Linked DNA regions of Mus musculus: all the other regions are linked to region 4. The links are chromatin contacts, found by Hi-C or POLR2A ChIA-PET in ENCODE. All regions are on one chromosome and are shown on one strand. The core of a region is the stretch at or near the end of the contact, and the rest is flanking DNA. Distances in the headings are between cores, read along the strand shown. Region 1 holds the start of Spag7 (sperm associated antigen 7). Region 2 holds the start of 0610010K14Rik (RIKEN cDNA 0610010K14 gene). Region 3 holds the start of Slc25a11 (solute carrier family 25 (mitochondrial carrier oxoglutarate carrier), member 11). Region 4 holds the start of Arrb2 (arrestin, beta 2).

Region 1 (6,549 bases), core at 3,642-6,141, 240 kb after region 4:
GGCCTCTTCCAGGTGATGGTTACGGGCTCCAGGGCCTGCCAGGAACAGCTCACCTTTAGCTTCCGCTTCTCCTCAGCCTTCTGGGGGTCCCACTCCTCTCCATGACGGTAGGAGTCTAGCTCTTCATCTGAGGGTGCAAACTCCTGGAGATGAAGAGAAAGGTAGAGTCAAGATCCAAATATATGAGGGATGCCACTCCTCTCAGGTGCAGGGATAGGCTGGGGCGGGGGCAGGGGGTGGCGGCGGCAGGCTTTTTACCTTTTTGAAGATCATGACATAGCGACAGTCATCATCTTCTCCAAAGGAGAAGGATGTGAGGCCAGCCACCTCTACCACATCATGTCTGTAAAGAGAAGGCAGGAGAGTAAGTGAGCCATGAGGAGTCTGATCTCCACTGGTCCCCACTGGCTCATTCACGCCCTCTATTGCCCATTTCTTGCCACCCCAACCCAGAGACACTCACAGTATGCTCCGCTCTATCTTGTTCATAGGCTGAAACTTTTTCTTGACCTGTCCACTGTCCTGGATGAAATCAGACACCTCTTTCTCCATCTTAGGAGAAACAAAGGGGAAGGACATGAGATGACAGCTCCACGATCTCCTGGGCCGATGGACGGCCTCTCCACACCTCCCACCACTCTCCCAGCTCCCGGGCGAGGGGCTTTTAGTTCCACCATCTGGAGGCACTGTCAGTACAACCAAGTCCTCAGCCTTCCAACTCTTACTGCAAATCCTTCCAGAAGCTGCCTTTGCTCTCGCCAGTTGTTCTCACCCTTTTCCGAAACTCCACTTTCTGCTGTTTGTCTTGCTCTTGTAGTTTCTTCAGACGGGCAGCCTGCTCTAGGGGTGAGAAAGGACCACAGGAGGTCAGGGCTGGCGCACGGGTAGCGAGCTGGTCAGGTTAAAGGCAGCCTGATAACCACTGGAAAGTGCTGGGCTTGGACAGTAGGGTTACTGTTCATTCACCAAGGATCCCCTGATGTTTCCTCTGTAACACAACCTGACACTGTGCTCAGACCCAGAGTACCAAAGTGGCAGACACAGTTTTTCCCTTGCAGAGCTCAGTTTAGTGCAAGTCACAAAGACTAGAATTGCACACAGCCAACTTACCAACTCTACCAGACAGCCAATTTGCATTCACTTAATGCCCACAATATACACTGGCTTCAGGGTAATGATTTAGCTTTATATCTCTCTATATATAATTATTATTTTGGAGACAGCATCTCAGTATGTAGTCCTAAGTGGCCTGGAACTCATTATGTAGACCAGGCTAGACTCAAAATCAGGTATCTGCCTGTTTCTGACTCTGGAGTGCTGGAATTAAAGGCATGCACTCCCACACCCAGCTATTAACTTCCTATATTGTATATGCATACATATATATGTGTGTGTTTACATATACATGTATGCGTATATATATAACACATTTCTTTCCTTTTTTTTTTTTTGAGTCAGAGTTTCTCTCTATGTAGCCCTGACTGTCTTAGAACTGTCTATATAGACCATAGAACTGTCTATATGGCCTTCAACTCAGAGATCGGCTTGCCTCTGCCTCCTGAGTGCTCTAATTAAAGGCAAACTTCCTACATTTTAGAGTGGCCCCTACCCCCAAGCATAGGTTGAAGCTAAAATGGCTCATCTGACACCTTTCTCACCCACCCTGTTTTTGTCCTGTCAACTTTACACAAGGTAAAGTCATCTGAGAGGAAGGAACCTGACTGGAGAACATGCCTCCATGAGACTGGCCTGTAGGCAAGTCTGTGGGGCCCTGTCTTGATTAAATGGTGGCTATGGAAGGGCCCAGCCCACTGTGGATGGTGCCAGCCCTGGGCAGGTGGTCCTGGGGTGTGTAAGAAAGCAGGCTGGCAAGCTGAGGAACCAGCCAGTCAGCAGCAGGGCACTGCCTCAGTTCCTGCCTGACTTCCTTTGATGATGGACCGTGATGTGAAACTGTAAGCAGAAATAAACCCTTGCCTTCTCAAGTTGCTTATGGTCAAGCTGTGTTTTACCACAGCAGGAGAGACTCTTAAGACAGAAATTGGTAAGGGAGAATGATCTAGTGTTGTGACAAGGCTGGCCATGTTGGGTTTGCTTGGGGGCTGGGGGTGGGGGTGGGGCCACTGAAGAAGAAATCTGGAACTCTGGTCTAGAAAGCCCATTGAGTGCTTTTCAATCACGCGCCTCCTCATAGCAGCAGGAACCCTAAGACATTGACCTTTTCTTTGGAGGCAGAGGTGTCCAAAGTTAGCCATAAATAAACTCTCCTCTTTTACCGAATGCTCCTCCCCTCTCTCAGATCCTGCCTTTGTACCAGATCATCCCGTCTGCCCTTGGGGGACAGCTGCAACCCCAGGGATATACCTAGACATGAGCTCTGGCACTGAGCCGCAACCCCAACTATAAGCAATACGGGGCTGTCCGCTCTCTCTCCCTACTCCCAGCTTTGAGACTTCCAGGCAGACCTGAAACTCACTATGGAGTCCATGCTGGCCTCAAACTTACAGATATGCTAGCCGAGGACTGACAAATGTGGTGTTGAGACTTGAACCTAGGGTCTTCCATATGCTAAGTGTTTCACCGCTGACTGAGAAACATTCCCAGCCACCAGACTACCTTTTTTCCTTAGATTTATTTTTATTATCTTAACTATGCATATTCGTCTATGTATGAATCCGAGTGCCCACAGAGATCTGAGATGTCAGATTCCCCCCAGGAGCTGGGGTTACAGGCAGTTGTAAGGAACCTGATGTGGAGTCTGCAAATCTAACTCAGGTTCCCAGGAAGAGCAGTCTGTCCTCTTAACCGTGAGCCATCTCTCCAGCCCGCTCAGCTACTTTTAACCTGGTTCCTTATCCTGCCTGTCGCTTCCCATGGTAGGGGGTTGCTGCCTCTTGTGATTGGGCACACATCTTCCTCCTGTTCCTCAGCTTCAAATGTCCCTTCCCCTTTCTTTTGGTGTTTCAAAATCCAAGCTTGCTTCTTCCACAGGACTGAGTCCCCAAAGTGGCACTGAATTCTTCCTGTTTTCTAGTCACTCCATGCTTCTGCACGTGCTCCTTCTCTCTGGAATGCTCTTCCTCCTCTCACAGCAAACACTGAATCCTCACCGTGAGTCAAGACTTCCTCTACGCTCTAAGCACATTCACTGCTAAAGACGTGGGGTTTTTTGTTTTGTTTTTCCCCCTGTCTCCCTTACCAGGCTATGAGCTGCTGGAGGGTTGACCCTGCTCACCTGTCCAGTTAGACGTCAGAGTCCAAGACCTGACAAACTAGAAGCTCTCGTCTGTCTGACTTCACTATCTTGGCCTTTCATTGTGTTCTGATTGCTTTTCCAGTGTTTTCTGCATCTTGGGAGGTAGCATAAGAACACTGAGGCTACGAGCTCACATCTGGGTTCCAAATTCAGCTTAGTAACCTGAGACCCGAGGCAAGTGGCTAAAGCCTCCTATTCTGACGGCTGATGGGAGCACACCTATTACTCAGCTGAACATTAAGTAACTCTAACTCCTGTTTCCTATTAAGCTCTGCTTTCCCATAGCTTTCGAACAGACTGCACTCCCTTTACTGAGTTACCTATTCTTTGTTGCTCGGCTCATTTCAGACAAGCCTGGGACTCCCAATTAATCTTTCCTACACATGTATATTAATTGGTTATTAAAATTCCGTATGATCATTAATAAACGTCCCAGACATGGTCTATAATCTCCTTGATGAGCATCTTTGGCTTCACAAGTTTTGTAAATAAGGGAGTACAGATATTTAACAGTCTTTGAACATTCTGAAAGCATCCTGTCTTGCCTCCTTTGAGCAGATGGGTAGTAGGTGCGGGTAGGAGACTTATCCACGACCAAGGCTCACGTGGTTGGGAGCTGGATGCACCTAAGGCTATCCTTTCTATAAAGTCCTTCACATGCGCTCCAAGCCAATACAGGGCAGGCCACTTCGGGCCGCACCCTACCCTGGCTGCCAAACCCCAGCGAGCTTTCTGGTTAGCTACTCAGCGCGGGGGCTGGGAAGGAGAGATGGCGAATCGGAGCCTGCGGGGCATTCTCATCTCTCCAATCAACATCACGATCTAGTTGGGCAGCACAGGAATTTAAGGCTATAGTTAGGAAAGGGCGGTGGAAGGTATGAGGGACTGGGTCAACTCAAGAAGGGGCATAAAGATAGGAGGATCCAGCCAACCAATGGGAGGAGCTGAGGCTGAGGTCGGTCAGAAAAGGTAACACTTTAAAGGTAGAGCTTTTGGCTGAGCTAGCCAATAGAGGGGAACAGACGGGTGGATGGGCGTGCCCTAAACTCAATCGTAATAGAACTGGAGATTCGCGGGACCGAGGCGATGGATACGACATCCTCCAATCGGAAGAAAGGCATCCTACTAATCAGAGCTCACCAACAGCAGACAGGCAGGCCCGTTGACCAATCGCAAACAAGGACTGTAAAAGGCGAGGATAGGAAGAAGAGACTGGAGGTAGAAGGCAGGCTGAGGTAGCCAATCATTGTTTGCAAAAGACAGCGGGCGGGCCGACAGGCCTTTTAGGGACTCTGAGGGTCTCAGAAGTGGCCTGTGGGGGGTCTGTTAGGGTAGGAGGTGGCATTATTCAAAGAGGGAAGAGTGTGGTCCCAAGAATCGGGCGAAGATACGCGGTTGTGAATCTGGGATCCTCACCTCGGGCCTTGCGCCGACTCTCCTGGTCACCGAGGCTGGGTGGTTTCTCCATGGAGCTCAGGATGGAGCCCAGTAGGTCCGCCATCTTGGGAATGAGTGAGAGGGGGCGGTGCGTCTTAAAGGGAAGGACGAAATGCCTTTAAGGCCGGAAACACGTCGGAAGCGAAAAACCGCGCTGCTCCGCCCCGCTTAAGGCAGCGAGATGAGGCCGGCGACTTGCGTGGCGACCTTCCTACCCCGCCCCCAGCAGAGAGAGGCCGGAGGCTAGCTGGTGCAGAGACGTTTAATGGCAATTCGTATAAACCAAGCCCATGCACAAGTAGAAAGTGCTCGTGGAGCCAGCCGGGGGCTCCCGCCGCGCCAGGGAATCAGACGCCCGGCCGCGCAGCGCCTTAAATAGATTCTTCACTATACTCTGTATGTTACAGTTATGTACACACCCCTCCCCACGGGAGCGGGACTCCGCCTCGCGATCCTATGTACACCCCCTCCTCTTTGGCCCCTACGTGGGCGACCAGAGAGTCAGGGTGATGGGGAAGACAGGGCCAGGAAAGGAGGAAACAGACGCAAACATGCGGAGTCAAGGTGGGGGCAGTCACCCCTGAAACACGAGGGCGCGCGCAGCGAAGGCAGCGGTGGGGACCGAGGCGGATACATTCATCAGAGACTCTCGAACAAATAAATAAGGCAAGTCAGGAAGGTCCGAGTCAGGTGCAGGCAGGAACGGGGATATGGAGAAGGTGCAGGCAGGGCTCCGGAGGTCACAGCTGAAGATGCAGATATGTGGGGCGTGGGTCTTCTGGAGCCGGAGACCAAAAGAGGAGGCACAACCAGAAGGGAGGAAACGTGTAAGGCCTGGGGGCGGGGGTTCTACGAAGGGCTCCCAAAAAGGTGAAGGGGTGAAGAGCTGCCGACAGGGGGCTCCCCTAGTCCCGAAAGCCCTCTCCTTGTTTAGACAGCCAGAAGGGGCTCCCAGGGTTTTGAAGAAAGGCGTTGGAGAGGTCAGGTGGCCAGTCCTGGCTGGGGCAGCCCCTCCAGCTCCTGGTTCTGCTTCAGTTCCCTCATTCTGCGGAGAGACAGAGCCAAGTCAGAGGAGACTGATGGATCAGAAAAGGTGTCAGGGCAGAGAGGTAAGGATGGGGTTAGAACCTGTGTCGGCAGCGCCGCAGGAACCTCATTATTTTCCGGGCTGCCTGGTCTTGCTTCTTGGTGAGAAAGGTGCCCCTGGTGGGAAAGAAGAGTCCCCACTTTAAGACCATTGTAGGGAAAGGCTGGAGGGCCGATAGAGGTAGTGGGCATTAACAAAGAGGTAAACTGAGGGCTGTATAGGGGCAGGAAGGGGTGGTCCCTACTTGTTTCGAGCAGGAAGGGGGCCTGAGGGCCGGTGAGGAGGCCCCGGCCTGCGGCGGTAGGAGCGGTAGTGCTGCTGGATAAGCACCGCTGCTCGGCGGCTCTGCTGAAACCGCTTCTGTTCATAGTAGCTTCGGAACTTGCTCTGAATCAGGATGGCCGCCTGAGTCATTTTCTTATAGAGTGCAAACTGCAGGGAAGGAGAGGGGGGACAGGAGCTGAAATGGAGAGACAGAAATCCAAACCTCTGAAGGTCACCCTTCAATTAGGCTGATGTAGAGCCCGTTCTCTGACCCACCCACGGCTGAATCAGACTACTCACACCCAGATCTCATGCCTAATACCTTAAGTGCAATCCAGGTCAGCTTGTGGAAAGAGAGGGGACGTTAGGGCTCTCATAGCACAGAGATAGATAGGTTAGGTGGACGCGTGTTGGTATACTTTTGAGAAAATGCTCTAACCTGCTTGTACTTCCGATAACAACGTTGGATCACCGCTGCGGCTACCTCCTGCTGCTCCTTCAGCCT
Region 2 (6,647 bases), core at 3,648-6,147, 190 kb before region 4:
CCTAGATTTTTTTGGGATTTTTTGGGGGCCCCGGGATCCCTCTAGATGGGGTGAGGAATGTAGTGTTGGGGGAATCTGACTGGGGCAATGCAGCTGCCTCTCCCGCCGAGTTGGAGACGGATGGGCTGGGACGGGTTTTGGGGGGGTGTCCCCAGTTCTGACTGGGAGTGGAGGAACCCCTCCAGAGCTCTCTTGTGGGGGTCCCCCACCCCAGGGCACTCCCCAGTCCTTGAGCCAGCTGAGAGGAAGGAGGCCAGCGATGCGACTGGGGCGTCTCTTTTCTCCTGCACCCCAAATGTGAGGGATGCACCCCAAAATTTGCTCCTTTCAAAATAGGGGACCAGGATCTCAGGGGAGAGTAGCTGAGGTAAGTGGGGAGGAAAGTGTCCCCTGTTTTCAGGAGAGACGTGGCGGTTGGGGGGGAGGTTTGGAGGTGCGTGCTGGGGTGGGGTTGCGCCTTGTAACTCTTGAAATTGGGGGGATGACCAGAGAAGCTTTCTCTTGTACCCCTAAGACGTAGCACCTCATACTGAAACCAAAGCTTGAGACTTGAGAGCCCCCAATATTCCTACAGACATTAGGACAGTGTTTGCTTTTTTTTTTTTTTAGCCCCACAAAAGCTTTGCTGGGATGGGAGCTGGGGGACAGCAGTTGTTTCTGGGGGTCCAGGAGGGTGCAAGGAGCAGGAGGCGTTGGCAGGGCTTGATATAGGTGATCTGGTAGTCTTGGAGAGGGTCTGGCATACTAGGGGGGCCTAAAAAGATTGCTTCACACACCATCTTAAATCTTTTGATTGCTAAGAGTTTTGGGGGGGTGTGTCGGAAGCCTGGTGGTGCTAAAAGGTGGGATGAGATATGGGAGGTTAATATCTAGGGTTTACAGAGTTTTGTTTTGTTTTGAAATTTCCAGAAGAAACTTTTGCCTTCTGGGAGGTTCTTTTTAAAATCAAGTCTTGGACAGGAGGAAAGGGCTATGGGAAGGCCTAGGGTTGGGGGTGGGGAAAAGGCATGTTTGTCTTTGCTTAAACGTGGCTCTCAGGGGTGGGCCTGCTTGCCTGGGCCTGGTGAATGGGCTAATGAGTGTTGCTGTGTGGGTGGGGCGTGGGTCTTGGGGGACCATGGGGAATGGAAGCAGCACTTGGGGTTGAATACTTTGCCCTCTGGTCCAGATGAGCCTCTTCCTGGGCTCTGCTGCATCCCTTTCTCCCTGGCCTCCATTTCCTGCCTTTGGCCTCCATCTTGTGGCAGGCCCAGGGCCCAGGGCGACTTCCGGCCCCCCTCTCTCAACCGTGTTCCAGCCCCACCACCTCTGGACTGCCAACTCCCAACCCTGCTGTCCTTGGCCCTGTGTCTTCCAGCATTTCTCTTGGGTTCTGACCTAGGGAGGGAGGAATGGACACAGGAAACCTTAGGTCCCTGCCTTTGTGGGAGGCAGTTTGTTGGTCTTCCCCAGTCATCCCGTTTCCTAAGGATCCCCAGAGCTGAATTCCTACAGAGGTGAAGAATGCTCCAAGCTTATCACATTGGACTCATCTGCCAGGGCCCTATCCTTTGCCTGCTAAACTACTTTTGCTGGTTCCTGATTGTTCCCCCCCCCCAGCTTTTTTGGGGGGCCATGTTTGCCATTCACACCTCTGTCTCACTCTAGGTGGGGGTCTTCACGGCACTGCCTGTGCTGTCTTCCTCTCGACCCACCCCAGTCCTGCCCCCGCCCCAGCAGCACACTGTGGTTTGTACGGCACTGTGGCCACGTCCAAACCACACTGTGGTGTTAGAGCGAGGGTATGGGAGGCACCGATGAGCCTGGCCCTGGGAGGCCACCCTGGAGAAGCAACACACACACACACACACACACACACACACACACACACACACCGTCTAGGGTATTGTGATGAAGTTCTTGCAAGGTGGGACAGGAGACACTGGAAAGAGCCCCTCTGCAACCCCCAGGTTGTCTGATACCAGTTATCAGGAACCCTGGTAATGAGTTCTGGCCCCACAGAGCAAAGTAGAGTCTTTGTTGCCCACACCCAACTCTCCTGGCTCTAGCAGCACAGAAATATTGGCATGGGGAAGTGAGTCTGCCAATATTGGCTGTGCTGCTCCAGGCAGGGTGGTGAGAGCTACTGAGAAGGGGCCAAGCCCCGAGGGCGAAGCAGAGGAGAGGGAACGGCAGCTGGCAGCACCATGTTGAGAGAATCTTTTTTAATTATAATTTTCTGTATAAAAATGTCCATCACACAGAAGTCAAAGGGCGAGGGCACATGGTTATCAGGAACGAGGTGGATGGCTCCAGCAGCCCTCTGACCCTCTCTCAGGCAGTCCTTGCTTAGAGTCCCAGGTGATCCACAGGTCCAGGGTGAACAATGAGGGTCAGAGGTGGAAGGCTCAGCAGGAGAGGAGAGGAGCATCAGCGGAGGTGGTGAGGAGGCCAGAGTCCAGGGTCAGGCTGTCTGGAACAGGAAGGAAAACGGACAGAGATGGAGCAAGCGTGGAGGATTTTTCCAAGAAAACCCTCACCTCCTCAAACGCCGTATTACTAACTGACCCATTCCCCTGCACTGAATCTTCCTTCTGAGGCCCCTGCACCAGAAAGGGGTTTTCTGTGGGGACCCTCCCCTACCATCCAGGTGAGTATGTTCCCCACCCCCAGCCAGCGTGGGAGGAGGAGGACTCCTACCCTGGTCAAAGTTGAGTTTCTTGGCTGGAGGAGTTTCTCCTAGCCCTTCGACATCCACCAGGTCACTGTTGGCGTCGGAGTCGTTCAGAGCACTGAGTGTCACATCTGGGAGGGGGCATAGGCTAAGTTCTAGGTTTCCCTGACTGCTGTCTTTCCCTCCTCCCAGTCTGCCAAAGCTTCATGCTCTACACATCCCTCTACCCACTCTGGAATCACCAGCGTACAGAAGAGAAGCGTCTCTCCTTCTTTGACCCAGGCCCAATTCTCTTATTGAATCTCAGATAGGACCTTTAACCCCTACCCTAGGCAGCAACTCCACAGCCCTCACCAGCCTTCTGTTTCTTTATGGGAGGAACCCCAGCTTCAGGGACACTGGAGCTGCTGGGTGGAGGGGCGTTTGGAGGTGAGAGGACACCGGACGTCATCTTCTTGGGTCCTTTCTTGGGTGACTCAGCTGGAAGGGGGATGCCGGAGTCTTCATACACTTTTCGCTTCACAGTGGTCTTTATCTGAGCCCTGAAGATGAGAGAGAGCAGATTAGGGTGTCATCAGAGAAGCCGAGGGAAGAGGGGAGGGGAGGGAATAATGGGCCACTCTGAAGGAATTCTAGGAGTTCCTTTGTAGATATCCAGGTCAAGGCCCCAGTTCATGTGTAATAAGGGTCCTCCCCCCCCCCCCCACGTTCAGAACTTTTGCATCCACTTAGGGCTAATAGATTAAGATGAATGGAGTCCCTGAACTGAGTGGCCAGAAAGGCCCTTTTCATGATCCTCTGGGAGAGATGCATGGTTTTGTAGGACCACCAGGTATGTTGTGGTGACATAAAGGTAGACTGAGACTGTCATAGAACCTGACCAACTAATTAGTTCAGAATGCATCCCCTGGACATGCCAGTTTCAAAGGATTTACATAAATAGCTAGGGAACTCTTATCATCAAACACAACCACTGAGTATCTGGGCACCATGAAAATAAAGTTCTCTGCAGGCCCTAGTGACCACTGCATTTCCTGATCTTCCGACCAACTGCCACAGTGACAGTCTCTCAGTCTTCAAGGAAATGCTAACAAAACTAGGAACAAAGTAGGAAAGATGCTGAGCTGGGAGTTCTGAGAGAGAACAATGGGTCAGGAGGAAGAAAGTTGCCCACCCTCCCCTTTCTCTGCCAGCCACCCTCCCTCACACTGTCCGTTCCTTGATGACACAGCTGATGTGATTAAGATCGTCCCCAAAGCGCTTCACAGCAGCCCTCAGCATCTCTATCTCCGTCTCCGTCCACTTGGCACTGTCGGAAGGGGAGAAGGGTGATAACAAAAGTGGAAGAGGGATGTGTGGAACCAGCCCACAGGCTATTCCGTCCACAGCCAGCAGCCTCTTCCCCCTAGTCTCTAGGGGCACCTTTCAAAGATTCATAAAAAGGACCTCCTTTTAAAAAAAAAAAAGCCCTGGGGACAAATCGCTGGCCACATGAAATTACATCCAGGGCCACTTGAAAACATCACTTCATCATGTAACAGCTTCCATAAACAACCCAACGGAAACCAATGAAACAAGTAGGGGCCTTACAAACACAACCCTTGAAAGATGTGTGGCAGCAGTTTGAGGGAGTCCACAGGGCTTGGGGTAGGTGGCAGACATTCTGTCGGTTTGCAGTGGAGGGCTGTGGCCTCGGTAGTCTCTTTACCTGTCATCCACTAATTCAACAATTACCACCTACACTGAGCTGGGCCAGGCACAGGGGAATTACTCTATCTCCCTGCTCTAGAGAGGGTCGTGTCTGTGACTTGAGTCCAAGCGTCTGATCTCGGAGTCCAGGTCCTAGGCTGGTCTCACGTACCCGGCAGGGGAAGAGTCCGAGACTGGATGCAGCTGCATCGTCAACTCCCCGAGCTTCGTGAAGGCGGCGCCGGCCGCGGAGAAGATCTCTCCAACCTGGGGGCGGAGCAGCATTACGGGGGGCCGGCAGCGCGCCGTCCCACCCCAGCCTCGGATCCGCCCGCCCCCCGCCCAGCGCGCACCAGCCGGGAGCCAGGCAGGGGGCCCACCCTCCCGTGGCCGCCAGGGAGCGCAGTCCGCGAGGGAGGTCGAACCTTGGTGGACGCTGACGTCATGGCCCCGCGCACCTCCTCACGGAGACGCTCCGCCGCCACCACCACCACGCGAGCTGGAAACCACGGAGAGCCCGGCAGCCGGCCGCTCGGGCTCCCGCGCAGGAAGTCCCGCCCTCCCTGCAGCTGATTGGCCGAGACCCGACCTCTCCCCAGTCACTCAAGGGGCCTCGCCGCGCGGAGGAAGACGAGGTGGAAGACGTTGCTTCACTTCCGGCTAGCTTCATTCCACTTCCGTCGGAGGGTCCGGACTCCTCGATGAGGCCGGTCTCAGCCCCTTCCAGCCCGGGCCCGCCCCTCCCTGAAAGCACAGACAGCAAGCTTAGGGGGAACCGCTTCTTTTTATTGTAGTTCAGAACGGGGCGCGGTCACCCTCGGTCTCCTCCAGAGGCTGGGCGCAGTTTTGCAGGGCCAGGGATGACGTCTCGCTAGGGTCACAAGTCCCAAAGGACGCCAGATGAGTGGGACGGAGTCTGCGGAGTCTTTAAATAGAGAAGGGGGCTGGGGAGGGAGAGGCGGACCGCGCTCTAGCGCACCATGTATTCCTTGCGCTTGTTGAGACGAACTTGGCAGAAGGAGAAGCCTCCGAGGAGGAGGTAGAGGCCCGCGGCGATGAAACAGTTGTAGCTGACTTGCTCGTACAGGTTGTATATGTTCTGAGGACCGTTCCTGAAGGTGGCGAGCGAGCAGGGAAATGTCAGCCATTCAGAGCATCCAATATGCAAGTTCTATGCATCAGACACCATGCTAAAGCACTTTAACTCCTATTAGTCTTCCCAAGAAGCATACCAAATGAATTCTATCATGGTAACCATTTTACAGAGGTAGACCAAGGAGCAGGAAGGCAAAATATTGGAAGAGGCCACATCTAAGCTGGTGGGCTTGGGTAGCCATGGAAACGTGGCTTGCAAGACTGCTCCTAAGTACATGCCTTTCTGTGTCTCTGTCTCTCGCGCTGGGGATTGAAACTAGGACCCTGCGTGCTGCCACCCAACTACTTTGTAGAGAGCAGCCCTCTTCTTGAAGTCCCCAACCTAGGGCCACAAATGTCCAGTCTTCAGAAGTGTCCTCCCCATAAACCCAAACCATGCTACTCCTCATCCACGCCCAACTCGCCCAAGTACCCGACCACTTACTCAAAATCTTTCTCTGTGAAGGGAACGTCCTCAATTAACACAGCAGAATGGACATTGAAAAATATCCCGAGCATTATCTGGAAGAGTAAGGAATAGATAGGTTGTCAAATTCTTACCTTACTTCTTTGGTCGCTCCCTAGGCTCCTCCCCTGTCTAATGTTGGCCCAACACTTGCGCCAGAGATGAACTAGAAAGGGCTAGTTGTATCTGGTGGTTGTATCTGGATTCGGACTCAGCCATGTGGAACAGGGCGTGAGGTAGGACCTTGGGAAGAGTGACTGGGTATAGGGAGGTATATGGCAAACAGCTCTCCGAGGCGCGTCATTATCATGGGAGCAGATGGAGATGAAACACTTCATATTTCTGGAAGTGGCGGCCTTGAGGGCCCTGGGGAAGCAAGGCCTCAGCTACCGTTTTCGGGGGCAAGCACACTTCACCCTCGCCTCCATTCAACTCACGCAAGTCTCAGGGACCTCGCTCTTGTTTACCTTGGGGAGTCCGCAAATTTGCCCGAGCTGGCTCCCATTCCCAGGGTCCTGCCCCAGCACCCTTTCGCTCCAGTTCCCCAGTTGTCTGGATCTGAGTTCCGTCTCGTTTTCCAGCGGCTATTTAGTCAGCCCCTTAATCAGTCTGCTGCTTCCTAAGGCTTGCGGTTCCTCGTGTCCCAGCCCTTCAACCCCAGAACCCCTCAGACCCGTTCGCGGGTTAGTCCCCTCACCAACATGA
Region 3 (6,535 bases), core at 3,187-5,686, 210 kb after region 4:
CTGACTCAATCTCTTTCCTGCCATTAACTCTTCCAAGTAGAAGACAAATCTTAGAGGTTAGCCATCAGACTTTTCTTCATGGACTTCACCTTCTGAAAGCAGTCCTTTTCTCAATTCTGACTGCTGTTTTCTCCCCCTGGGCTTCTATGTCCTTGGTCTCCTCTGGCTCTTATTTGCCTCTGTGGTCCTCATCTTGTTGCTGACCTGGACCTGGCATGTGACACTAGTGTCCAGCTTCATCTCTCATGGTGTTCACCTTCATCTCTCATGGTACCTCATACCTGAAATGTCTCATGGGTCACCTGTGCCAGCAGTAGTCTTCTTCTGAGCCCATCCTCACTTTAGCTAAGAGTTCTGCCTCCTTCTCAGTCTACCTCACTACTACCATGAACAAATCTTTCTCCTAAGTTGGGCAAGATGCAGTCCACTGCTATAGCCATTTCCAAATGTTCTTGCATCTTCTTGCTGGACTTTAAACTCCTTAAGTAAAGGTGCAGGCTCCAAATGTCTCCAGGTGGCTACCTAGGGTGGCCTAGGGCATGCTGCGCATGGAAGGATTAAGGAAAGTAGCGGCAGAGGCACCAGGATGTTGCACTACCATCTTTTTTGTTAAGGCTTTGCCAAAGGGACAGCTCGCACCTGCTGCCTGCCTGTTGTCTGACCTGGCATACAGCCCTCAGGCTGCCTAGCACGTCTCCTGGTTTGACCTTTCCATAGCCCTTTATATGCCAACAAGTCTGTAGGATCCTTGAGAGCCTGGGAATCATACTTCTTAAAAAAATGGATGAAAAGCCGGGCAGTGGTGCACGCCTTTAATCCCAGCACTTGGGAAGCAAAGGCAGGTGGATTTCTTAGTTCGAGGCGAGCCTGGTCTACAGAGTGAGTTCCAGGACAGCTAGGGCTACACAGAGAAACTCTGTCTCAAAAAACAAACAAAATGGATGAAAAAAATAATCACTTTCTCTAGCCAACCCAGTTTCTGATCAATATTCTTTTTGCCTCAATCCTTGGGTTTGACTCCGTTATATCCCCCAAGAGCTCTGAACCTCTCACTCAACCACTGTGGCTCTAGCCCATAGAAGTCCAGGGGGTTTTTGTTGTTGCTTTGGTCTTTCAAGACAGGGTTTCTCTCTGTGACCCTGGCTGTCCTGGAATTCACTTTGTAGACTAGGCTGGTCTTGAACTCAGAAATCTGCCTCCTGGGTGCTGGGATAAACAGCAAGCACCACTATGCCCTGCTTCAATTTAGACTTGTTGTCCCTTCCCTCTTGATGCTGAAAAGGCAGATCCCAGAGGCTTTTCCTGACAACTGTGATATAATTTGTGAGTCAGCCACATTTTGGGACAAATGGCTTGCAAGTATGCACAAGGCCCAGTTTTTTCTTCTTCTTCTTTGTTGTTGGTTTTTTTTTTTTTTTTTTTTTTTGGTTTTTTGACACAGGGTTTCTCTGTATAGCCAAGATGGCCTCGAACTCAGAAATCTGCCTGTCTCTGCCTCCCGAGTGCTGGGATTAAAGGCCTGAGCCACCACTGCCCAGCGCTGCTGCTTCTTCTTCTTTTCTGTCAGCTGTTGAGTTACGACTTTACACAGCATTTTCATAAAACCAGTAGGTGACTTTCTTTAATTATTTTGTTAAAACTCCAGTTTGTTTTCCAGAGATATAAGCTTCTTTGTGCAGCTACCTCCCCCTATGATCCTTAAGACTATCCAGATTTGGGGTTGGTATTTCAATCCAATTTATTAAGTCCTCAGGGAGGAGGAAGGCCACATCTTCCACCATAGACCCTTTGTCATCTTGACAGCTTCTGCTTTCTCCTGTCTCCTCAGCTCTGCCTTGGATTCCCCAGAGAGAGGGATCTGCTGTCTGGTGTGCCCTGAATCTAACACCCAAGAGGAGACTAGAAATCCTTGGTGTGTGTCTTAGGTCTCCTCAGGAAGAGCCAGGGGCAAAGTGATTCTAAGCATCAGGCAAGCACAGCAGGCAGGCTGGAGTAGGGGGAGAACAGACTAAGTTCTTTACCGCAAAGGAGAAAACCACACTGGAGAGGGAAAATAAATAGAATAGCCCAGGGTAGCAGAATCCAGGTCCTCCAGGGCATAGCGACTGTAATAGCAGTGGATGGCTTGGAAGCCTGGCACACTAGTCCTGGGACCATGCCAGATCAGCCACTGAGGAAGAGACGCTTGTAGGCCTTGTTCATCTGTTCCAAGAAGATGAAGGTGAGGACAGTGTGGGGGCCCAGTCGGGCATAGTATGGTGTGAAGCCCTTCCACAGGCTGAAGAAACCCTCATAGCGGACGACTTTCAGCAGCACATCCTAGACAGACAGGCAGGCAAGTGCTGGGGCTAGGCCCTGGTCCTGGTCCAGGCTCTGTCCCCTGTCCCTAGCTCCCTTCGCATCCCTCCCAGGGCACCCCTTCCCCCCCCTCCTCACCAGCCCATTCTTGTATTCTGGCTTCCCATCAATCATCCGCATATTCTGGATCCTGAAAGAGAGTCAGTATGAACATGAAAACCAGAAAGGGGGGCCTCCCCAAGTTCTCCAGTCCCAGGCTGCAGACTCACCTAGTTTTGACGATGTCCACAGGCATGGAAGCAGCAGTGGTAACGAGGCCACTGATCATGCTGGCGCAGAAGTGGCAGAGAATATTGTCAGAGAAGTAGCCTGGGAGGTGAAGCAAAAGGTGGTAGTCAACTCTCAGGTAGCTCAGGCCAGGCTCAAGTTCTCAGCTCTGGGTCTCTCACCTGAGTCCAGCAAGAACTGCTTAGATTGAGAGTAAGAGGCAAGCTGGGCGGCATTGACAACGACAGCTCGAGCCATGGTAGGGATGCAGCCCTGGAGGTGGAGGGTGGAGGCAATGGAGACAGTCAAAAGTGCCAGAGATCTAACCCAGCATGGCCCAAGACTCCAACCCTCGCACTCACCCGCCACAGTGTGGGGACTCCTTCTTCCCTGGCAATCCTAACTAGGGCATTAAACACATTTTTGTAGCCACGGCGCTGGTCAGCTGGAAGCCTGGGGGAAAGGCAGGGAAAGGCCAAGATCAGGACAGACCAGGGTCCATGGAACAAAGAAAGGGAAGCCTGAATAGGTAAGTGCCCTGATGTAGATATAGACTAACAACACCATCCTAGAGTCCAGGAATGGGGCTGGAGTTAAGCTCAGAAACGGAACTCACCGACCATCAGCAGTCATCCTGATGAGAGCCACCTCAGCTGGCGTTCCCACAAATGCACCAGTTGCACCTGCAGTCATGCCAATCAGGGCTTTCAGAAGAAAGCCAGGGGGTGTACCATCAGCCCCAGTCAGGCGCTCAAACAACACAGTATATATTCCAAGGCGAGTAGTGGTGTAGGTGGCCTGGCGCAGTAGACCAGCTGACAGCCTGAAGAGTAGAAATGTCAGCACATCAGGCCAAGGTCTGGACCTGCCAACCAACAACTTCCCTCCCCAACTTGAGGCCACAGTACCCAGTGTAAATGCCCTTCAGGCCTTCTGTCTTCAGGATGCTGGTGAGGGCATGGAAACTGGTTTTGTACTCTCGAGTCTTGGCCCCTTCACCACTCAACTGCATCCGGTTCTTCACCAGGTCCAGGGGCTGCACAAAGACTGTAGCACCCATCCTGAAGTGAGGCAGGAAAGGGAATCAGAGGTCAGTGGTTCCAGCTCTACTGCAACCTGGCAAGAAGTTACAAAGGTCAGGGCCACTAAGGATTCAGGAGGCTGGTGGGCATGTGTGTTAAGTGTGTGCATCAAGGGCAACGTGCCAGCAAAAGAGTCCAGTTGCCCAGTAAGGGGCATGCAAATCAAAAAGCCTCAGGCAGTTCTTTAGGGTTCAAGCAGAATTAGGACTACAGGCGATCTAAAGAAAGGTGGAGAGGGCGTCCCCATCCTAAGACTCCAAGCAGTCCTATAACAAAGCCTTTAATGACCTATACCCACCACCCAAACAGGCACAACGAAGCAAAGGTGGTGGAAACACAGGGTAAAGATCCTTGAATGCAGCACAGTTGGGTCCCTGCAAAGGATGAATAGATCCTGGCAACCCATCAGGGACCCTGCACCGGCTCAATTTACTGCAACACACCCCAAGTTACACTGGGCCCAGGTGCTTGCTCCCGTCCCTTCCTCCTTTTCCCCCATCACTGGGGCCTGAGCTTACCCAGCCAGGCCCCCAAACAGGAACTTGACAGACTTAGGGGAGGTACGGGGTTTCCCGTCCATCCGGCCAGCCCCAGGACTCGCCGTCGCCGCCATCGCCCCTTGATGGCCCTCGGCTTTGGGTCCCGTGCACGTACAGCCCCGCTCGCGCCCAAGGTGACACCAGCGCGCAACAGGGTGAGGGCGCGCGCGCGCACGCCCCTCCGACAGGCAAATCTGGCTCCAGCTGGAAGCTGGGGCGGGCGCAGGCTCGGAGCGCAAAGGCAGCCGGGGAATAAGGCGGGGCTAAGATGCACGATGAAGGGGCGTGGCCGATTTAGGAAGCTACCCTAAATTCCCGCCCCTCCGGAATTGGAATCGCGGGGAAAAAAAAAAAAAAAAAGCTTGTTTGAAAACCTCGCGAGAGCAAGTGAATCAGCCGAGTTCGGGCTATGAGGCCTCTCGCGATATATTTCAGCGGCGAAAGGGGGTGGGGGGGTGGAGGGAGGGTGGTGGCAAGCACTCTCGCGATACTTTGAACGTACCGTGGCGGCCAGACGAAGGAGAGGTTTGTAAACAGGGCAGCTCCAGGATCTCAGGGACTGAGGGAAAAAAACTAGATCGTCTCCTGAGCATCGAAGCTCCCTCCATCTCCGCAGGCTCCTTCTACATGTCAAACATTTCTTTCAACCGGCCTCTCGGGACCGGAAGTCCTCCGTCCTGAGCGTCCAATACTGGAATTGGCCTTTCTTACCGGAAACCCTTTTCCAGGGGCATAGGAAGACAGTCTACCTGGCCGGAAGTCCCACCTCTTTGAGGTTTCTCCTACCCTTCCGGAAGTTTTTTTGTTGTTGTTGTTACCTGTTTGCCTTCGCTCCTATTCTGTCCTATTTCTGTACTAGAGAAAGATACATTGTCTCCCCTACCAGCTCCGCTAAGCTGGTTTGATAGCTCACTCCCTGAATCGGAGTTCCTTCCCCGACGCCCCCATGTAGCTGAGAAGTGGGACCTAGGGGTGGTTGGACCCCTGGGATCCTGAAGGAGAGGCAGAGGAGGGCGCAGGACTCGGCTTCTGCTCCTGCGATCAGAACGCGACCTTCGCAGCTTTACCCCTCCCGCTGCCATGCACCCTGCGGCCTTCCCGCTTCCTGTTGTCGTGGCTACTGTACTGTGGGGAGCAGCCCCTGTCCGAGGGCTGATTCGAGCGGTGAGTCTGAGGGTCGGACGGGGACAGGGTGCTGAGAATGGGGTTCAGACTGAAACACGTAGTGTTCCGTCTGCAGACTTCGGAGCACAATGCCAGCATGGACTTTGCAGACCTTCCAGCTCTGTTTGGGGCCACTCTGAGCGACGAGGGACTGCAGGTGATGTTTTCCCCATTTCCCTATATGGATCCTGGGTAGGGGCGAAGTGGCCGTGCTCAGGAGGTAGGAAGTAGTGGAGTTAGCAGCGGAATGCAGTGGACTGCGGATAGTTCAATGATAGGGTGCTTTTTCTAGTATGAGTGAGATTCTAGGTTGAATCTCCAGCAAAAAAAAAAAAGTGTCCCCAATCCAGAAAAACCTAAGTGCATGATCATGTCCAGCGCGCAGAGTCCAGAATCCAGAGATAATAGATAGTGCCCACCTCTAGAACTTAACATTTTTTATTTTATATGCATAGGTGTGAGAGTGTCAGATCCCCTGGAACTGGAGTTACAGTCAGTTGTGAGCTGCTACATGGATGCTAGGAACTGAACTCCGGTTCTCTGGAAGAACAGCCAGTGCGCTTAAGCACTGAACCATCTACAACCCCTAGAACTCCCAAGTTTAAGAGGGAGTCTGAGAGTGGGCTAAGATAAAAAGCAGGTGCTTATCAGCAGTCTCTGGAGCAACTTACTGTTTGTATAGATGGCCATGGACAGCTTTTTATGGGTTCTGAGTCAAATGAGAAATAGAAATTAACCTAGGGCTATCGTGCCAGTGTGATAAGCATGTCTGTAGTAGTTCACTACAAAGTTCATGCCACATAGCAAGAATTCATTCGGCCACAGTTAGCAGTAGAGTTGTAAGATGGCTAATTGGAAAATGAAACTTGTTGAAAATGCCATGAATGAGTAGCAAGGTGAACCACTATCGGTGGGAAACTTAAAAGCAGAACTAAACTACGCTTGAGAAGTTAAGGGAGCCTCTGGTAAGGGATGTAGTTTACTGTAACTGCATCTTCAAGAAAGCTGAGAGATCCCTTTTCTTTTTTCTTTTTTTTGAGACTGGACTCTGGAACTCTGGCTGTCCCCAACTCACAGTAGTCTCAAGTGCTGGGATTAAATGCATGTATCACCATGTCTGAGTTGTAGATTCAGTGTTGGGTGGGATGCTCAGACCTCCAGAATGAGCAATGATAGAGCTGCAGA
Region 4 (6,629 bases), core at 476-2,975:
CACTTTCTAGCACCCACGTGGAGGTTTATAACTGCCTGTAACTCTAGTTCCAGGGGATCTGATACCTCCATAGGCACTGTGCACACAAATGGTGATGACCATGCTTACATGCAGGCTAGCACTCAGACACATAAAGTGTAACACATTGTAACAATGAAAGAGCAGACTTAAAATGTGACAATAGAACGGGGGAGGGGTAAGCAGGTGTTAAACAAGGTCTATGTTTAAAAATTAAAGATGATCTGAGATTTTTTTTTCTCGTGTACATTGTTTTTCAAATGGAGAAAAGTGGAGAGAGAGGCATGAAGGTATTCCACTGAGGGGAAATGGGTAAGAGTAGAAGGAAGAGACCGAAGAGGAGAAAAACCTGTCTCTGTCAGTCACCCTTTTCACCCTCTGCCAAACCCAGTCAATGTTGCCCCAGCAACGAACCTCTAATATGGCCCCTCTGTTCCCCCTCCACTCCCTGTTCATCGTTTTCCCTTGACTAGCTTATCTTCTAGCGGTCTTGCTATGCTCTGTGTTACCGGAAAAGAGAAATCCCATCTCGACATTCCTCTGGTGAAAAACAAAATCCAATCAAATCATTGCTGGGCTGCGATTAAAGACAGAGCTTAGTGGTGAGTCCTTACCAAGCATGCGTGAGGCCTTAGCAGAAAATTACATTACATTAAATTAGATAAACACTACAGATCCTCAGGCTCTTTCTTTCACCTGCTATACAAAGCCTTCCGCAGTCTCTTCCTTCCACAGTCTGCAGCTCTCTGCCTCCTGCCATCTAACCCACAAGCACTCGTCTATAAAGAATGTCCTTTCCCCACTTCTGCCCATCCTTCAGAATGTCTGTCCTCAAATTTCCCATCCAATGGAGTGAGTGACTGCACTCCCTCCTCCCCCACGCTGGCCAAGCAAAGGCTTTTGGGCTTTTAGTTGCTTGATGTTCTGAGTCATACCTCTATTATAGCATTCCTGGGAGCATAATATAATACCTGTTCCTATGTCTCAAAGATCCCAGGAAAGTTAGGCCATGATAATTCATGTTTGGTCCCGATGGCTTGGCACAATGACTAACACGAAATGGAGAGGGAGGGAAGGATGAAGAAAATAAGAGATGGATGGAGTGGGTGAATGATAGCTAGGATAGACAGTCGAGATGACAAGGTCTGAAAAATGTTTTAATGTTTGACCCTGCACAAAAAAAAAAAAAAAAAAAAAAAAAAAAAAAAAAATCAAAGACGATACACCAGGGGGAGCTGAAGACCACAAGAACGCGGGAAAGGCAGGCCAAACGAGGCTGCAAGCTCAGGGATGAGCAGCGCGTCCCAAAGCAAGCATCATCACGCAACTGATACGGTGCATCCACGTGGGCAGCCCTTGGCCCTCAGAACTAGACAGCACTTGAGCTCATTCCCACCGCCCCCTCGATCCCGTCCCTCCTCCACTACAGTGAAAGCAAACAAAGGGGAGGTATCCCTGCAGGGCTACGGATACCAACGGCCAATCAGCTGCTTCTAATCTCCTCGAAGGCGGCCGCCTGCTTTTAAAGGGGCCCAATCTAGTTCTAAAAGCTTGAGGAGGGGCGGGGAGATCGGGAGTAGGGACGGCGCGGGGAGGCTTCCCCGAGGGAAACGGAGGGCGGAGGCGTGGGGCGGAGCCAGCTCGAGGAGGGCGGGCTGCGCCGCGGCGCGCGGGATCCGGCTGACGCAGCTGGCCCCGGCTCCCCGAGACCCAGACCGCGAGGGGAGGGGAAGGAGGAGAAAGAGTGAGGACGCGCGTGCGCAGTGGCGCGGGGAGGAGCGGGGACCTGGCAGCAGGCGAGGAGGCTGCGAGCGAGCCGCGAACCCGGCGGGCGGAGGGCGGCGAGCGCGCGCGCACCATGGGAGAAAAACCCGGGACCAGGTAAGGGAGGTGGGGCCGTGCCGCGGGGCATGGGCGGCTGCTCGTGGGGTGTGCCAGGTTGATCCACAGACAAGGACACCGGGGAAGAAACCCCGGGGCCGGACGCCTGGGTCCCTAGAGGGTAGCGGTCCGGGGCCGCAAGCCTTGGTCCTTGAGATATTGGAGTGGAGCGTGCGTGCTAGGGCTCCTGCAAAAAGCAAGACCTGATGGGGATCGGGAAACCCACGCCTGGGTTCTCGCAGAGATGTAGGAGTCGGACTACTGGGTTCTCTGTGCAGGCTGTGATGCAAGGGCGGAGGAAGGAGGAGCAGGTGGCCGGCCCCGAGGGGTTGTGTGCTGGGAGACTGGATGCTGGGAAGGGATTCCCCTAGACTCGTGCCCAACCAATGGAAAGCCTCCTGCCCAATACCCCACAGTCTGATTGCTCCCACCTGTCCCAAGGGCCCGATAGCTCTGCTACCAAACTTCTGCCTTCTAGGTTGCTAGGAGCAACAGCTTCTTCTTGAGAGAGAAGAGTGTGTAGGGACCCTCGCTGAAATTGGACTGTATTCCTCTCCTGGGGGTGGAGGGGAGAGGTAGTATCTCCCCTGGACACACATCCTCTCCCCGGATGTTCTCTGTGCAATCGAAGCTCCTTCCTTCCACTGATACCAGAGTTCTCTTTTTTGGTCTATAGCAAAATCCACTTCCTGTTGTGACCCAACACCCCCAAGAGGACATGGGGTGAATGCTTGAGTTCCAAAGGAGCAAGAGCTAAAGAATAGGTAGGGGCTATGTGCCTCAAGCCGGAGAGGACCAAGAATAAGGGCCTGATTATGAGCAGTGACTTCTGCAAAACATGGGATCAACCCCACCACTCCCACTGCCCTTAGAGTATGAGAAAGTAGGCATCTCAGCATTAAGAAGACCAATATCTGAGAGAGATGTCCACAGGGAAGACTGACCTCCTGGATTTGAGGTTAAACACCCCAGAGAAAGGGGAAGTCACTTACTTGGGGGGAGGCCCCCAAATTTCCGTTGTGTACTTCAGGGAGGGGGTAGATGGTCCAGAGAAAGACTGCTGACTTGGCATAATTCCCTACCATCTCATCAAATTCTGGGCCACAGGAAATGGAGAGAATGGCAGGAAGTGCTAAGAGGCATCTGCTTTAGCTGCACCCCCCCCCCCAAGCTGGGTACCTCCCTGGTCATTCCCTTACTCTGCCTCCTTGGCCAGCCTCAGTATGTGCCCACTGCCCGCTCCCTAACCAGGCAAGAGGTGGCTGGGGAAGATGTAGAGAGCAGATGCTCTGTAGTTACCCCAGGGCAATTGCCTGAGACACACTGGTTATGGCTGTCACAGGCTCTGTCAGGGCTCCCATTGGGGGAAAATACAGGGCAGGAAGAAACCAGAGGTAGAAGAGCTAGCCAGCCTAGGTGATGTCTGAGCTGTCAGCCCTAATTGGGACAGAAATTAGAGTGATTGTTCTAACTGCCACCATGTCCCAATGTGCCTTATTACTTGGGGATACGTAGGGGCGCCCTATGTATATGCCATATGACCCTAAGTATGACCCTGTGATGTATGGACAGCTTGGCTTTTGGGGAGGAAGAGACAAGTGGTTTTCTGAGCAGACATTTACATGGTGCTTGAAGGGAGGATGGAACACGGGGCATTATTCAGTGTGTTACCTGGGGTCCTTTCCCAGGAATTGCCCCTGGGGCAGCATGCCTCACAGGGGGCAGAATGACACTTGGAAGAATAAGCCACCGAGTAGCCAGAGCCCTGGGGTCACTAGACAGTTTCCTACTAATGCTCCCAGCAGCGGGTGGAGTCTAGGCTTAGGTTGTTGCAGTACCCGTGTAAAAAAATCCCCTTTGACTTGACAAACTGTGACAGGCAAGCGCCGCCACTATGTAGTGGTTGAGAACAGGGTCTTGAAGCCAAGGTACCTTCCTTAAGTTTATATCCGAGTCCCACCCTGTACATTCTCTGTGACCTTTGACAGAATTCTTGTTCGATGTAAAACAGGGATGTTTCAGTCTCAGCCATTGGGCTATAAGAGCAATAGATGCAGTTGGAACAGAGCAGCCCCCCTGTACCATGTTAGCCGCATCACCATCTTTGCCATAGGATGCTGCTGTGTTGGGACCACAGTGGATTTTTTTTTAAGCTGCGAGGCTGTTGGAGGTTCACGAAATAGTCAGACTTGGGCAAAAACCATCTGAGGGGCAGAGACTAGGCTCTGCTCCGGGAGTCACTGTATGGGTCCCTGAAGCTAGAGGTCAGTTGAAAAGATTATCTGAGTGTGATGGTTTGTGCCTTTCATCCTCGCACCAAGGAGGCAGGGACAAATGGATCTGAGTTGGGGCCAGCCTGGTCTATATGTCAAGATCCACGCTAGCCAGAGTTACATACGAAGGCCAAGGTCAAAAAAGGGGGGTGGGGAGGGGTGTTAGGTGTGACCCAGACAGTGTGTATCCATCCAGTTCGCTCTCAGTTTTGGAGAGGGTCCCCTGGGGAGGAGAGCCTGGGTAGTTCCTGGGGTAGCTAGTGGCCATTATTGTAAGAGGAGGAGTGAGTTATGTAGCATCGAACAGCAAAGGAGCAAAGGCTCGCTCGCCCTGACAGTTGGCTTCGAGGGGCTGCCATGTGGGAAATACTGGGACTTTATAAAAAAGCAGTGGGAAGGGTAGGGCAGGGATCCAGGCTGAATTCCCTTCTCAGGCTGGGGAGGGATAAGTCCTGGTGTGGTGGTCCTTGCCCAGCCTAAGGGAGGCAGTGGGGTCTTCCTTTCTGTTTTGTTAGGGTCTTCAAGAAGTCGAGCCCTAACTGCAAGGTGAGTCCCCCTCGATGCTTACCCTTTGATCCTCCCTGGGCCCGATCAAAGCCCTCGATGATCCCCAAGCCTTTGCTCCCCACTTCCTGTGACAGCTAAAAGCAGACTGACTTCCTTCCCTCCTTAAGCCCCTTGCCGCAGTCTGAAGAAGCCACAGGGCTGGGTGGGGTCTGGGTTCCTAAGCAAGCTTGTAACTCTCTTAGAAACCAACCCAGGGTGCCTGAGCTAGGAATAGTTAATAGTTTCCCAGGCTGTGGGCTGTTTATCTCAGAGCCCTTTGTGGGGACAGCTGCTACCTGCCTGGTCTGGCTGAGTGTTCCCTGAAGACATAGAAACACACATAAACACACACTTATGTGTACCGACCCTCCGTGGGTGGGCAGAGGTGTGGAAAGCAGGTAAAAGCTTAAACGAAAGTTTTACTAAGTTGTCTGGAAAACTCTACCAATCTCACCTTCCAGTCATACTGGGAGACAATCCTTCCTGATAACCCACCCAAGGGGAGCCCAGAACAGGACACCCACCTTTGAGAACTCTGGTGGCTTGCCACCATCCTCCCCAATTTCCCCTGTGACCCTTGACCTCCTCAGCTCACCGTGTACTTGGGCAAGCGCGACTTTGTAGATCACCTGGACAAAGTGGACCCTGTGGGTAAGTTTGCCTAGATGGCACCAACACATCACCCCTGCAAGAGGGGAGGTGATTCCTGGGTCTGGGAGTGGCCCCCTTCAGAAAATGAATCCATCTCTCTTTCCTAGATGGCGTGGTGCTTGTGGATCCTGACTACTTGAAGGACCGGAAAGGTACTACATGTATGCTGGAGGGGAGAAGACAACATTAGATGGGCTGACATTGATAAGAGAGGAAAGGAAGGCAGCATCAGAGGCAGGGAATAGGATTCCGGGAAGTCTGTTATGCCGAAGAAGGATGTGGGTGCCGTGAAGAAAGGGGCTTCTCCTAATCACCCTGACTCACCCTTACTTGTCAGTGTTCGTGACCCTCACCTGTGCCTTCCGCTATGGCCGAGAAGACCTGGATGTACTGGGCCTGTCTTTCCGCAAAGATCTGTTCATCGCCACCTACCAGGCCTTCCCCCCCATGCCCAACCCACCTCGGCCCCCCACCCGCCTACAGGACCGACTGCTGAAGAAGTTGGGCCAACACGCCCACCCCTTCTTTTTCACGGTGAGGATGCTCTCCATTTCCCGCAGGGCTTGGGGTCTGGGGCTCTTTGGGATTGACATGGGATGAGGCACCTGTTACCAGTTGAAACGCCTCCTTTTTCCTCTGCCACAGATACCCCAAAATTTGCCTTGCTCCGTCACACTGCAGCCAGGACCAGAGGACACAGGGAAGGTACGGGAGGGACGACTCTCACAATATGTGAATAGAACCAGGCTCAGCTAGATACACAAAGCACAGCTGAGCTGGAGGGTGAAGTGTAGGGGGCTCCTGAGGACAGGGTGGTATCCCCAGGGAGGTGTGTGGTCACTGAATCTGTTCTCTGACCTGCATGTACCTGGCTGGGTATGGGGTCTCCTCTGTGCACTGCCATGAGCCAGCCTCTGCCAGATGCCAGGCTAGAGAGAGAGACAGTGGGGCAAGAGAGTTCCTCTGTTTCCATGATGAGGCAAAAAATCCACACCAACAGGAATGAAGCAAGGAGGAAGGAGGGGGTGTGTTGGATGTGGTACCGGGAGCCTTGGGTAAGAGGTGGCCTTTCCTCCTCTTCCCAAGGCTTGTGGAGTAGACTTTGAGATTCGAGCTTTCTGTGCCAAATCAATAGAAGAAAAAAGTCACAAGAGGTAAGAGAAACAGCTCTCTCACTCACTCTCTCTCTCTTTCTGTCTCTCTCTCTCTCTCTCTCTCTCTCTCTCTCTGGTTTAACGGCTCCCACCCAGCCTCACAGCG

Evidence for each region. A loop is a pair of places that touch in the nucleus more often than their neighbours do. ChIA-PET counts read pairs that join two places held with the same protein, here RNA polymerase II (POLR2A).
Region 1: POLR2A ChIA-PET joins it to region 4 with 27 read pairs in embryonic stem cell. The contact joins the promoter of Spag7 here to the promoter of Arrb2 in region 4. POLR2A ChIA-PET finds 5 or more read pairs at or near these places in 3 of 5 experiments (Patski and embryonic stem cell).
Region 2: POLR2A ChIA-PET joins it to region 4 with 11 read pairs in embryonic stem cell. The contact joins the promoter of 0610010K14Rik here to the promoter of Arrb2 in region 4. POLR2A ChIA-PET finds 5 or more read pairs at or near these places in 4 of 5 experiments (Patski and embryonic stem cell).
Region 3: a loop to region 4 is called in a map of left cerebral cortex, with 2.0 times the contacts of the local background. The contact joins the promoter of Slc25a11 here to the promoter of Arrb2 in region 4. A Hi-C loop is called at or near these places in 1 of 37 maps with a recorded cell type or tissue (left cerebral cortex). POLR2A ChIA-PET finds 5 or more read pairs at or near these places in 3 of 5 experiments (Patski and embryonic stem cell).

Annotation. Positions count from the first base shown.
Region 1 is chr11:70,664,525-70,671,073 of GRCm38, forward strand. It overlaps Spag7 (sperm associated antigen 7), which reads right to left and starts at 4,892. Exons shown (of 7, transcript NM_172561.3): 1 at 4,673-4,892; 2 at 773-840; 3 at 464-552; 4 at 259-343; 5 at 54-143. The coding sequence starts at 4,757. It overlaps Camta2 (calmodulin binding transcription activator 2), which reads right to left. Exons shown (of 23, transcript NM_001190376.1): 19 at 6,484-6,549; 20 at 6,367-6,387; 21 at 6,025-6,212; 22 at 5,822-5,896; 23 at 4,939-5,738. The coding sequence ends at 5,675.
Region 2 is chr11:70,233,017-70,239,663 of GRCm38, forward strand. 0610010K14Rik (RIKEN cDNA 0610010K14 gene) reads right to left here and starts at 4,898. Exons shown (of 6, transcript NM_145758.1): 1 at 4,768-4,898; 2 at 4,515-4,609; 3 at 3,861-3,962; 4 at 3,008-3,195; 5 at 2,680-2,784; 6 at 2,188-2,448. The coding sequence starts at 4,788. The coding sequence ends at 2,444. It overlaps Rnasek (ribonuclease, RNase K), which reads right to left. Exons shown (of 3, transcript NM_173742.3): 1 at 6,640-6,647; 2 at 5,922-5,998; 3 at 5,107-5,454. The coding sequence ends at 5,313. It overlaps Gm40191 (a long non-coding RNA gene), which reads left to right and starts at 5,995. Exons shown (of 3, transcript XR_879979.3): 1 at 5,995-6,178. Mir497b (microRNA 497b) reads right to left here and starts at 1,800; the gene lies at 1,676-1,800. It also overlaps Mir497 and Mir195a.
Region 3 is chr11:70,642,603-70,649,137 of GRCm38, forward strand. It overlaps Slc25a11 (solute carrier family 25 (mitochondrial carrier oxoglutarate carrier), member 11), which reads right to left and starts at 4,437. Exons shown (of 8, transcript NM_024211.3): 1 at 4,166-4,437; 2 at 3,474-3,626; 3 at 3,182-3,388; 4 at 2,928-3,018; 5 at 2,748-2,838; 6 at 2,568-2,667; 7 at 2,437-2,488; 8 at 1,417-2,319. The coding sequence starts at 4,260. The coding sequence ends at 2,164. Rnf167 (ring finger protein 167) reads left to right here and starts at 4,633. Exons shown (of 9, transcript NM_027445.3): 1 at 4,633-5,350; 2 at 5,427-5,507. The coding sequence starts at 5,267. Gp1ba (glycoprotein 1b, alpha polypeptide) reads left to right here. Exons shown (of 2, transcript NM_010326.3): 2 at 1-1,384.
Region 4 is chr11:70,430,855-70,437,483 of GRCm38, forward strand. It overlaps Arrb2 (arrestin, beta 2), which reads left to right and starts at 1,726. Exons shown (of 15, transcript NM_145429.5): 1 at 1,726-1,899; 2 at 4,688-4,718; 3 at 5,309-5,369; 4 at 5,477-5,521; 5 at 5,707-5,903; 6 at 6,015-6,074; 7 at 6,456-6,523. The coding sequence starts at 1,877.